Linked DNA regions of Homo sapiens: all the other regions are linked to region 3. A link is a loop called in an ENCODE intact Hi-C map of the cell type or tissue named here. Cell type or tissue: endothelial cell of umbilical vein. All regions are shown on one strand. Region 1 overlaps LOC101929380 (a long non-coding RNA gene). Region 2 overlaps LOC101929380 (a long non-coding RNA gene). Region 3 overlaps MIR4280HG (MIR4280 host gene).

Evidence for each region. Hi-C counts contacts between places; a loop is a spot of excess contacts. Peaks named below come from ENCODE experiments on the same cell type or tissue, not always from the same donor. Only the 100,000 strongest peaks of a DNase experiment are listed, where the experiment ranks them.
Region 1: a loop joins it to region 3, with 5 times the contacts of the local background. A loop is called at or near these places in 5 of 110 quality-filtered maps.
Region 2: a loop joins it to region 3, with 4 times the contacts of the local background. A loop is called at or near these places in 6 of 110 quality-filtered maps.

What each region holds. Positions count from the first base shown.
Region 1 is chr5:87,149,163-87,153,162 of GRCh38, reverse strand. The region is part of intron 2 of LOC101929380 (a long non-coding RNA gene); the gene reads right to left. Among named protein-coding and RNA genes, the nearest start is that of MIR4280HG, 29 kb to the right of the region's middle. RefSeq lists a silencer at 1,364-1,564. In endothelial cell of umbilical vein, no CTCF peak of the experiment used is centred here; a DNase peak (open chromatin) is centred at 1,552; H3K27ac peaks cover 1,900 bases.
Region 2 is chr5:87,193,479-87,197,478 of GRCh38, reverse strand. The region is part of intron 2 of LOC101929380 (a long non-coding RNA gene); the gene reads right to left. Among named protein-coding and RNA genes, the nearest start is that of LINC01949, 44 kb to the left of the region's middle. In endothelial cell of umbilical vein, no CTCF peak of the experiment used is centred here; DNase peaks (open chromatin) are centred at 1,648 and 2,128; H3K27ac peaks cover 2,092 bases.
Region 3 is chr5:87,068,437-87,072,436 of GRCh38, reverse strand. All of the region lies in intron 1 of MIR4280HG (MIR4280 host gene), which reads left to right. The region is part of intron 2 of LOC105379065 (a long non-coding RNA gene); the gene reads left to right. Among named protein-coding and RNA genes, the nearest start is that of MIR4280, 45 kb to the left of the region's middle. In endothelial cell of umbilical vein, a CTCF peak has its summit at 2,262 (motif pointing left); a DNase peak (open chromatin) is centred at 2,256.

The DNA of each region.
Region 1 (4,000 bases), 81 kb before region 3:
AGATTACAAAGATTTCCCTGGCTAGAGAAAGGAGGAAGAGAAAGAACTCTGGAGATCCCAAGATCAAAGGGGACCTATATACTCTTTCTGGTAATGCCTTGAGCATGATGGTATCAGTTTCCAGTAACAACAACAACAGCAAGATAATGATAGCAGCTAACTCTCCCTGAGTACTGCTATGTGCCAAATATTGTGTTATGCAATTTATATTAAATTAGCTCGTTTTGTCCTCACCACAACTTTGTGAGGTAGGTAATATACATATCTCCACTTTACAGATGCAAACCTAAAGCTGAGGAAATTTTTAAAAATTTGCACAAGACCACACACAGATACGGTGTGCGTAGGATGTGAGTCCAAGCAATGCCAAAGTCATCTTACCAGGGCTGCATACATTTGACGACTCTGCCTCTCTATGGCCAGGCACCCTCTACCCACTAAGTTCCCAGTAGACTGGGAACTTAGGCTGAGAAAACCATCTGCAGCCATTTAAGAGCTTCTTGTTTCTCCTGCAGGACACAGATCCCGATCCTATGGAGTCCTGCAAACAGGCAAACAATGAACAATAACACTCTTCTTTCTCTCCCATTCCAATCACCCAGGTAAGAGGATGAGAGAGAAAGACCAAATAATTACCAGAATCAATTTTCTGCTGGTCTGGAAGATGGGGATTGGTACAAAAAAATAATTAAGCATGAATACAGAAAATAATAAATATATTTATTATACATGTAAGTTTGTAAGGTGAGATTCATACCTATTACATAGACTATAATGCTTTCTCTTATTAGTTTGCATTACAATTAGAGTATTTCCTGTAGATTGTGAAGAAGTACAAGTTAGGACATTTTTGTTATTTAACTTTGTTTCTTGCACATAGGGGTATGCCAGGAATATGCTGGTTGAAAGGCTTATTGAATCATCCTTAATAAGATTTTTCTATTACTCTATTTTTCCCTCAGTAAATTTTGTTCACTTAAAATGTTGAGATCTTTATTGTAAATATAAAGTCTATTAACATTAATAGCTGCACTTCAAAGGTCCTTGCTCTTAGAAATGTATTTTTTACTCTTTATTCTTATTTCTTATTCTTAAGATAATTTTTAAGAATAAATCAGAAAATGTAACACAAAAACATTTCAACCAAAATATTCATTAACCATACCATGTAATTTCCAAGGGCAAAGGGTACTTACAACTGTAATGACAATAGCTGCAGAATCTATCAAGAAAACAATGTTAATGAATAGGAAGGGGAAATACATAATCCATAGAGGAACGATGCCAGAGAGAACTGCAACAAATGACTCAGCAGGAGAAGGTCTTACTAATGTCAAGGGCCAGAAAGCCAAGCACTGTCATCTAAGAAGAAAATCTGCCAAGAAATCAAGACTACTCCTAGAGTTGAAGCAACTTAATGTAAATCAGAGCTACTGTTGGTTTCTGTGATGATAACAGTTAACCAGTTAGTATGCTGCCCTTCTTAGTCACTTCCTTCCCATTCCTCTACCTCTTTGTGGTTTCTGACCTTCAGTCCTAGGAACTCAACAATTCTACAGTCCCAGTAACCCCAAATAGATTTTTTCCCTGTTAGATACATATTAAGGTTTTCAGCTTTATTTGACTTCATGAAGAACAGTTATGTCAGTTACACCAAAGATATGCATAAACTAACAAGTCTGAACTAATACTGTAAAGCATTTGAGGAAAAGCATAGGTTCTTACGCTATTTCCTTCATTCAGTCACAGACCATCCAGTCAACATCTGTTGTTTACTGAAAGTTGGGTATTGCTCTAGGTGCTAGAATTCACAGACTAGCTGGACAGACAGACATATAAATAAATTCTATGTGTAGTACGATAGGTGTTAGAGACATCGCTAAAGTTCCAGGAGAGCACAGACAGGAGAAGGCAATAGACAAAATAAAGGAGAATTTCTAGAGATGGAGATTCTATTGTTTATTTTTATTTATTTATTTACTTAGAGACAGGGTCTTGCTCTGTTGCCCAGGCTGGAGTGCAGTGGTGTGGTCATGGCTCACTGCAGCCTCAACCCCCTGAGCTCACATGATCCTCCTGCCTCAGCCTCCTGAGTAGTTGAGACTACAGGCACGTGCCACCATGCCTGGCTAATTTTTATGCTTTTAGAGACAGGGTCTCACTATGTTCCCTAGGTTGGTCTTGAGCTCCTGGGTGCAAGTGATCCTTTCACCTTGGCCTCCAAAGTGCTGGAATTACAGGTTTGAGCCACTGTTAAAAGGGACTTTGAAACTGGATCTTGAAGGATGTTAGGAAGTTTGCCAGCTGATTCAGAAAGGAAAAGGCAGCTAGGTGAAAAAGAATAATATTAATATTTTGGGGGGAGGGGCCAAGACGGATGATAAGAAGCAGCTGTGTTCCACGGCTCTCACAGAGAAGAATGAAAACGGCAAGTAAATCTGGCGTCTTCAACTGAAATATCCAGGTTCTCGCACTGGCACTGACTAGGCAATCAACTCGACCCACAGAAAATGGAGAAAAGCAGGGTGGGGTGACGGTCCACGTGGGAGCGGCACGCAGGCAAAGAAACCCTCACCGCCAGCCAAGGGAAGCAGTGAGTGATGGCGTGACTCCACCCGGGAAACCATGCTTTCCTGACTCCACCCGGGAAACCATGCTTTCCTACAGATCTTTACAAACCCTAGATCAGGAGATCCCCTCGTGAGCCCACACCACCAGGGCCTTGTGTTCGATACACAGAGCTGTGTGGAGTCTCAGCAGAGCTGTCGTTCAGGCTCACATAGAGACCCAGGTTTTTATTTTTATTTATATTATATACATATATATACACATATATACATACATATATACACATATATATACATATATACATATACATATACTATATATATACATATATATACATATACATATACTATATATACACATATATATACATATACATATACTATATATATACACATATATATGTGTATATATATATATTTTTTAATTTTGACGGAGTCTTGCTCTGTCACCAGGCTGGAGTGCAGTGGCGCGGTCTGGGCTCGCTGCAACCTCCACCCTCAGGGTTCAAGCTATTCTCCTGCCTCAGCCTCCCGAATGGCTGGGACTACAGGCAGCTGCCACCACGCCCAGCTAATTTTTTTTTTTTCGGTATTTTAGTAGAGACGGGGTTTCACCATGTTGGCCAAGATGGTCTCAATCTCCTGACCTCGTGATCCGCCAACCTCGGCCTCCCAAAGTGCTGGAATTACAGGCGTGAGCCACAGTGCGCGGCCGAGACCCAGGAGTTTTACAGTCTCTAGCCCGGGGATTTCTGGCAAGGTGGGAGTTCCATCCATACATTCCTCTAGAAAGGAGGCTGAATCCAGGGAGCCAATCGGCATCCTTCTGTGGGCCCCACTTCCGTGGCACCTCTCAGGTTAAGACCCATTGGCTTGGAATTCAGGTTCGACAATGCAGTGGGCTGGAGATTGCCTGAAATGGACGAGTTGCCAGCGGGAGGGGCTGCCACCATTTCTGCAGTTAGGTCAATTCAGCTGTTCTAGCCTGCTGGTTCCTGGGATTCCAGGTAGTCAGACAAGGAGGAGTCCCCCACAAAATAGCACAGCTGTTATGCCAGATCGTGGCCAGACTTCTTTAAGTGGGACCTGAATCCATCCCTCCTCACGGGGCAGGGCCTCCCTGTGGGAATTTCAGCAACTCCAGCCAGAGTTATACAAACAGAACTCTAATCTTTCCCTAGGATGGAGCCCCCAGGGGGAGGGGGGAAGCTTATGTCTCTGCAGTACAGTCACCTCAGCCTTTCCAGCCTGCTGGGTCTGAAGAGTCCAGGGAGGTCACCCTGATGCAGCACACCTGCTCTATCAAAAAGCAGCCAGACTGCTTCTTTAAGCAGGCTCCTGATCCTGTTTCTCCTGACTGGGTGAGACTCCCAACAAAGGTCTCTAGAAACCTCCTACAGGAGCATCCAGGCTGGGTCAGTTACCCCTCTGGG
Region 2 (4,000 bases), 130 kb before region 3:
TCACTCTATTGCCTACACTGGAGTGCAGTGGCACAATCATGGCTCATTGTAGCTTTGAACTCCTAGGCTCAGGCGATCCTTCAGCCTTAGCCAACTTAGTAGCTGGGACCGCAGGTGTGTGCCACCATGCCTGGCTAATTTTTTTATGGTGACTAGGGTCTTGCCATGTTGCCCAGTCTGGTCTTGAACTCCTGGGCTCAAGCAATCCTCCCACCTTGACCTCTCAAAGTGCTGGGATTATAAGTGTGAGCCACTTCACCCAGCCTAGATAATCTTATTAGGACAAATGCTTAGGACTACAAACAGGATTGTTCTATGTTATATTTCTGGGTCAGTATTTGGTGGGACCAATGAATTAGCTGATTTTTCATTTTTTCTTGTGTATTTTAGAATGTTTTTATAATTGGCAGATATTACTTTTAAGTGAAAAAGATAAAATCTCAAGGAAAGGCTGAGTGCGGTGGCTCACGTCTGTAATCCCTGCACTTTGGGAGGCCAAGGGGGGCATATCACTTGAGGTCAGGAGTTTGAGATCAGCCTGGCCAACGTGCTCAAACTCTGTCTCTAATAAAAATACAAAAATTAGCTGGGCATGGTGGCACGCACCTGTAATCCCAGCTACTTGAGAGGCTGAGGCAGGAAAATCGCTTGTACTCAGGAGGCGGAGGTTGCAGTGAGCCAGGATAGCACCACAGCACTCCAGCCTGGGCAACAGAGTAAGACTCTGCTGTGACACCACTACCAACAAAAAGACTCCCAAAAAACCTCAAGGAAAATAAAGAGTACACTCCTGGCAAGTAGCATTTTCTAAAGCTACTCTTGAAGAGTGGTCTATATTAGGAAAATCTAATTTCCTCAAGAAAGCAAAATCTTTTCTTGACTGAGTATTTCACAGAAAACAAAATACTGTGTGTGTGTGTGTGTGTGTGTGTGTGTGTATTTTATATATATATATAAAATATATATATATATATAGAGAGAGAGAGAGAGAGAGTGATAGAGAGAGAGAGTTTAGTAAGGAAAATATACTAAAAAAACCTCCTCAGATTCCTTAGAAAAGGATAAATTCAGTACTTTCTCAGAATTTACATTTTGTTAAGAGTAGCAACTAGGTTTATTTAAACTAAATTTAGTTAGTTTAAATAAACTCAACAGTCAGTGTGTAAGGCCTTGTAGCCAGCATCCTTGCTGCTTTGCCTATAGCCTCCTGGCCCACCCTGAAGGTCAGCTGTGGCTGGGGTGGGCAGTTGCAGTACTTGCCAACAGCTTTCTGCCTCAAGGACCTGTGTCTTTGCCTCAGGGTCTTCTCTGGATACTTGGAGAAATGCTTGGCCTGAGTATAGGACAGGCCAGAAGTGATTTGTATTAATCCTCTCAGGAGCAACCTTCAAACTAGGAGGGCAGAATTGAGGGATTTATGGCCCAGCTTCCTCATCTCAGAAGGACAATCTGAGGCATGTCCGCCATAGTTTCTCAGTGGGTCCTCAGCAGTACTGGGCCCAGTTGCCCATAGCAGAAGCCTGCTTCTGATTAATGTACCCTTTTCAACTTTCCTTCCTTTACTATGTCACTTCCTCACTCCTCACTTCCCAAACACTTATATCCAAATCCTGTGTCACAGTCTGCTTTCGACAGGGGAATACAATCTAAGGTTGCCTGCTAGAGACAGCTTCTTGAAACAAAGGCTATTTCGTGTTTACTCTGGAATTCCTGATACTTAACATGCCCCCAGCACATATAAAAATCAGATATTTTCCTAGGCCTCAATTAGATCTGAATAACAGCAGAGAAGACAGTCAAGAGTTCTACAGAATGAGGTATACTGGATTAATTTCTATAAGAGACGCAACAAAAGTGCTATAGCATGTAGTCACTAATTATAAATTAGGAGATTGGCAAAGGCTTTAAGGAGGAGGTGGTAGTAAATCAGGCATTTGAAGGATGCACAAGATTTTGTCAAGTGGAGAAGAAGGATTAAAGTGACATTCCAGGCAAATGAAAGAGCAACATCAAAGTCTCAGAAGTGTTAGGGTACATGGACTACTGAAAGAAAATAATAGCGCTCCTGGGCTGAACCTCAGAATACATGAAATAAGAGGGCAGAAAGCAAAATGAAGCTAAATTAGTCCATGGCAGCCTGCACATTCGAGGAAGCTCTGAATAGACAGGGAGAGAATGTTTCAGAACTGCACATATAGAGCTATGTTTTTGGTGTGACTTCTAAAAAAAAAGCCTCACCCACGCATTGACGGTCACTTCCTTTGCTAACATTATTTTGAAAGTCTGACTCATTAATAGAGCATTTTTCCTGAAACTCAAGACATTTAGAATTTGGATATATTTTTCTTTTGTTTCTTAAAGAGGACAAGAAAAAGAGAAAAGAGCTTCTCTTCTTGTCTGGGATTTCGACAAATGTTTGTATCTCACATTGTCTAATTTATTAGAATTCATTTCTTTAAGCTTTCCACTTTGAAGCTATCACTTTTTCTGAAGGGGACCATGATGTGCTCATTCTCCTTATATAAATTAGTTTGTGAACAGAAAGATTTGGGAGACCAGTGCAATGATCATGTAGTATGACAGGTGGGATAAGCATTAGTCTGGAAACAAGGAAACCTGGGCTCTAACTCTGGATCTTCCTCATCCTGGCTTTTTGGCCTTTAGGGAATCTTTAAAACTTTCACTCTCTGTTCAGTGAGGTGTTGGACTAGATGATCTCTAAGATTTCTTCTAGCCCCAACCTCTTGTCCACTTGACAAAATCTTGTGCAACCATGGAGGACATGCCTCAGATTGTCCTGACATGATTAAATCAAGGTCAGAGAAGGAAACTGAGTCTCTTATGAATGTCACTAAAAAAATATTATTTGAAAATTGATGACATTATAACTTTTTGAAGAAATATAATGCAAACATCATTTTCACTAGTTCCTTTGAAAGAGCTATTTTTTTTCTGATGATTTAATGTCAGCTCCATCAATTAAAATAGGCATAATTGTGCTCGTATAAAATAGTAATTTTCTAAAATGCATCTGATGGCACCAGGCCTTGGGGCATATTTCATTAGTTGTTGGAAAGATAATAGCATTTAATTAAGGAATGAATCACAATGAACAAACTAGATTCTGAATGTATTTCCCACTGAAATATAGACATTATTGATAGATGATAGATGATAGTCTGTTTTAAGGGCTAGCATTCTTTAAGATGTTTTAGCACAAAACAAGGTTAAAAAAAATCTTATCTCCTTATAGTCTGAATAAAGTAGTAGCCAGAGAAGCAGTCTTCATAATTTACTTCTACTTTATCATGAACCTTCTAAATCGAGTTGTTTTTTCATATTGGAAAGTACTTTAGCTTATTCTGTCAGTGATTTTTCCCCCACGTGGTAATGATGGAAAGGTCTTAACTTACAGAGAAATAAATATGGGAACAATACCTGTTTAAGCAGCAAGCACAGGGGCAGGTGAGAGAGTCTGGGAGGAAGTTCTTTTGCCTCAGGGTCACTGTCATGCGAGAGTGCTGAACACAGCAGCATCCTCTACTAACTTTAAAATTTAGAAATCTCAAGTAGAGTTCCAGTATTATTCAGGGAATCTGAAAAGAAAAACCACTGTGCTCAATAAATATATATTTTTAAAGTCATATTGGGGCCGGGCACGGTGGCTCATGCTTGTAATCCCAGCACTTTGCGAGGCTGAGGTGGGTGGACCACGAGGTCAGGAGTTAAAGACCAGCCTGGCAACATGTTGAAACTCTGTCTCTACTAAAAATACAAAAATTAGTTGGGCATGGTGTTGTGTGCCTGTAATCCCAGCTACTCGGGAGGCTGAGGCAGGAGAATTGCTGGAAGGTGGAGGTAGCAGCGAGCGAGATCACGCCACTGCACTCCAGCCTGGGCTACAGAGCGAGACTCTGTCAAAAAAAAAAAAAAAAAAAAAAAAAAAAAAGTCATATTGGACTTGAGAACTCTCTAGCCTGATTATTTACTTTTTACACCA
Region 3 (4,000 bases):
TTGCAGTGAGCCAAGATCACACCACTGCACTCCAGTCTGGGCGACAGAGTGAGAAATATGTCTCAAAAAAAATAATAAAAATAAAAAATTATAGAGACTAGCCTGGCCTGTATAGTATTAAGAAAAGATCAACAGAATTTATTCAGAGCCCTCTATCACAATGATGATCGTTTTCATTATATGAGCCATTGTCGCTGTATACTAAAAGTAATATACTCAATATACGCAAACATTTTAGTCCCCAATTAAATATGTCTCTGAGGCAACATACTATTATTATACAGTATTTCATATTATCTGAACTTCATGATAAACATGTTTGAGATAATGATCTCGATCTCTGTTTTAACAATTTAGGAATGGAAGGAAAATGCCCAGAAATGCTGACGTTAATAGTTATTCTTAGAATTGTTGAAGTCTGACTTGATGACTTTGAATGCCAAGTTGAATGCAGGTTTTGAGACAACTTTACATTATGCTCTCCTCAAAGGATGATGTGGTAATTCCATTTCTCAAAGTAGCTACTAAACTTCCCAGGTGAAACAAATAAATTGAAAGGACTTCCACACATAGTGAGGTGCCAGTAGATCCACACGGTGCATACCAGACAGTTCCACATTTTTCACACAAGGAGTAAGCAGTCTCTAGCCCCTTTGTTTTTCATATATAAATTGACTAATTTTAAATTGATAAGAATATAAAATTAGATAATAAAGTGCAAAATTTTGAAGAGTTAAAGTGTAATATAAGATGAGCTCCTAGTTTTTGAAAAAGGTATTTATGGTCCAGGTGTGATGGCTCACACTTGTAATCCCAGCCCTTTGGGAGGCTGAGGTTGGTAGATAACTTGAGCCCGGAAGTTCGACCAGCCTGGGCAACACGGAGAAACCATGTCTCTACAAAAAAAACCAAAAATTAGCTGGATGGTTATGCATGCCTGTAGTACCAGCTACTCAGGAGGCTGAGGAAGGAGGACCATCTGAGCCTGGGAGGCAGAGGCTACAATGAGCCGTAATTGTGCCACTGCACCCCAGCCTGGGCGATGGAGTGAGAGACCCTGTCTCAAAAAGAAAAAAAAAAAAAAAGAAAAAAAAAGAAATGTTTAAACAGTGTGAATTCAATCTTCAAATAAAACTTAGAAGTCATTATTTCAGTTGGCTTCTGGTATCAGTTCAGTATTTTCAATAAGAAAGTTATTCAAAAGCAAAATGACACATGGTAGCTAAAACATAAAAATATATATTTTTTCAAAATGATGTTTTACAGCTAGAAAATAATACATAGTAAGCTTAAGTTTTTCAAAATAACTTCTCTTTCAAATTGGGCCCTTCAGAAACACTGATGGCTCATTAATTTCTCAAAAATTTAAAAAATAATTTCAGAAAAATATTTACCTGAAATACATCAGTAGGCATAGGGCCAGGGTTAGCTGATTTAGTTCCATAATTGAACAAATATTTATAACTGGCTCTTTGAAGGGGAAATTTTCTTATAGAAACATCTTTGTGTTTGAGAGTATGAATTCTGGAGCGGACTCTGTAGGTTCAAGTCCTACCTCTGCCATTTGCCAGCTGTGCCACCTGGGGCAAGCTATAGACTTGTTTGTGCCTCAGTTTACTCATCTTAAATATGGGGATAAAAAGGTCTTACCTCAAGTGGTTATTAGGAGTTTGAAATGAGGTTATATATATAAAATACTTAGAACAACCCCTGGTGCATAGGGAGTTTTGCATAAGGGTTACCTGTTACTACTATTAAAGCACACGGGTTGCAAACTAGCTACCCTCAGGCTGTGAACAACTTTTAAAAAACATTTAAATATCAAGAATATATGAGATATAGATTTTTAACTTCTCTTCATGAATAAAAAATATCTGACCATATGGTAGCAGGGTTAGTGGTCATAACCCTTTCCCATTCCTGGGCCTGTTTCTCTTGTTCTGCCCAAAGTTGACATCCATCCTTGCAGCCCTGGGTGGAGCCACAGACCTTTCAAGGCCAAAAACCTTTATGGAGCAGGACCTGTGCTGAGGGAGACACCAGGAGTTTGGCATTCCTGCTCTTCCCTCACCTGCTGAAATTAAATAGTTAAAAAAAAGTGTAAAAATGCCAAAGTTTAAGGAAAAGTCAATAAAGACTAAATGGCATTACTTCCACAGGATCTGTAGTAAAATGTCTTGAGAATGTCCCTTTCCTTTTTTCCCTTTATAGTAAGTTTTTCAGCTCATTGAGTTTCAACTGTCTTCGCCTTTGGCCCCATCCTGTGGTCATTCCTTCTTGTACACCAAGTATGTGCTTCTATGAGAACAATATTTAGTTCTTCAACTTTAAGAGTTAGTTTCAGGTGAACTAACGAACACAAGAATGTTCCCCAGTGACATCCCTCCCCACCCCTCTATCCGTTTTGAATGCTCCCTTTGTTTCTCTACCTTTGCTGTGCTTAATTACAGTGACAGTTATTTTTTTCAGGTTCTTTTTCCACAGACAAGAATCATAAGCCAGCTAGTCCAACAGAAAAAGAATAACTATAAAAATAAGTCCTCTCTGGGAAATGAATCTTTTTGATGTTGAAGTATTTCATTTTCACACCATTACAAATGTTGTTTTAGCCCATGATACACTGAACATCTAGATTCTATAATGATAAGCACATCATTCATTGATCTGACATCATTTAATTTACCTGAACAAATAAGACAATTTTCAGGCACCTTTCTTGTCATCTGATATAATGGAAGAAATAGTTCTAATACTTGTGGTTACATATGCATTAACACCCTGATGTTAAGGTGATAACAAAATTCTCAAATTTGTCTAACCTTATTCTGTGCGTTTCTTTATTATATATGTATTATAAGATCTTAACAGAGACAGGATTTTCCTTTAAATCTGTGACAAAATGTCACTCAGCCTTATAAGGCTGACTCATTTTAAAACTTGCTTTAGAAATGTGTTACAGTGTTATGTGTTAAATTACAGATTTGGAAGATATCCTTTATGGTTTTTCTGAATTGCAAAAAATAGATGTGATAATAAAATGTTATGCATTTCATTATATTCTGCTTCATGTTGTCGGTTGATCATTTAGTGGTAAAGTTGTTTTCTTCCCTTTATATGTGATCTTCAGACTAATTTGAAGTTGATATTTTTGTATTGCATGGAATATCTTCACTGCTTCAGCTTACCATAAATTGTTTCATCCCTTTATAGTATCCTTTAGAAAAAACATTTTGAATTTATAATTCCTGTCCTGAAACATCATAGGAAACTTAATTTGTTTTGACACATAAAAATAGCATCATACTAGAACTTTAATCAGAAGACCACCTCTCCACTGAATCTCTACAATTTTTCAAACTCTGAGACAGGGAGAAAGATAGCCAAAGGTATCACCTTTATTGTTTGGCTTCTATTTTTTGAACTAAATTAATATTATTGAGTTTAGTTGTTTTAAAATAAATTAATTTTTAAATTAAATCAGTTGAATAGGCAATACAATGTTTCAGATTTTTTTTTTTTTTGAGACAGAGTCTCACTCTGTTGCCCAGGTTGGAGTGCAGTGGCATGATCTCGACTCACTGCAAGCTCTGCCTCCTGGGTTCAGGCCATTCTCCTGCCTCAGTCTCCCAAGTAGCTGGGACTACAGGCGCCCACCACCACGCCTGGCTAATGTTTTGTATTTTCAGTAGAGATGGAGTTTCACCGTGTTAGCCAGGATGGTCTTGATCTTGTGACCTCATGATCCGCCTGCCTCGGCCTCCCAAAGTGCTGGGATTACAGGTGTGAGCCACCACACCCGGCCTAAAAAATTTTTAAAAATGTAAATATGTGTAGTCTGCAAAGCCTCCCTTTCCTCATTATATTTTTCCTCATTTACCTCCTGTCCCTTTTTCACACATTGGTAACCACTGTAATTAGCTCATTTTGAGTTCTCCAAGAGTTTCTTCAGGCAAATACAAACCAATAAATGATATATTCTTTCCCTGCCTAGCACAAAACT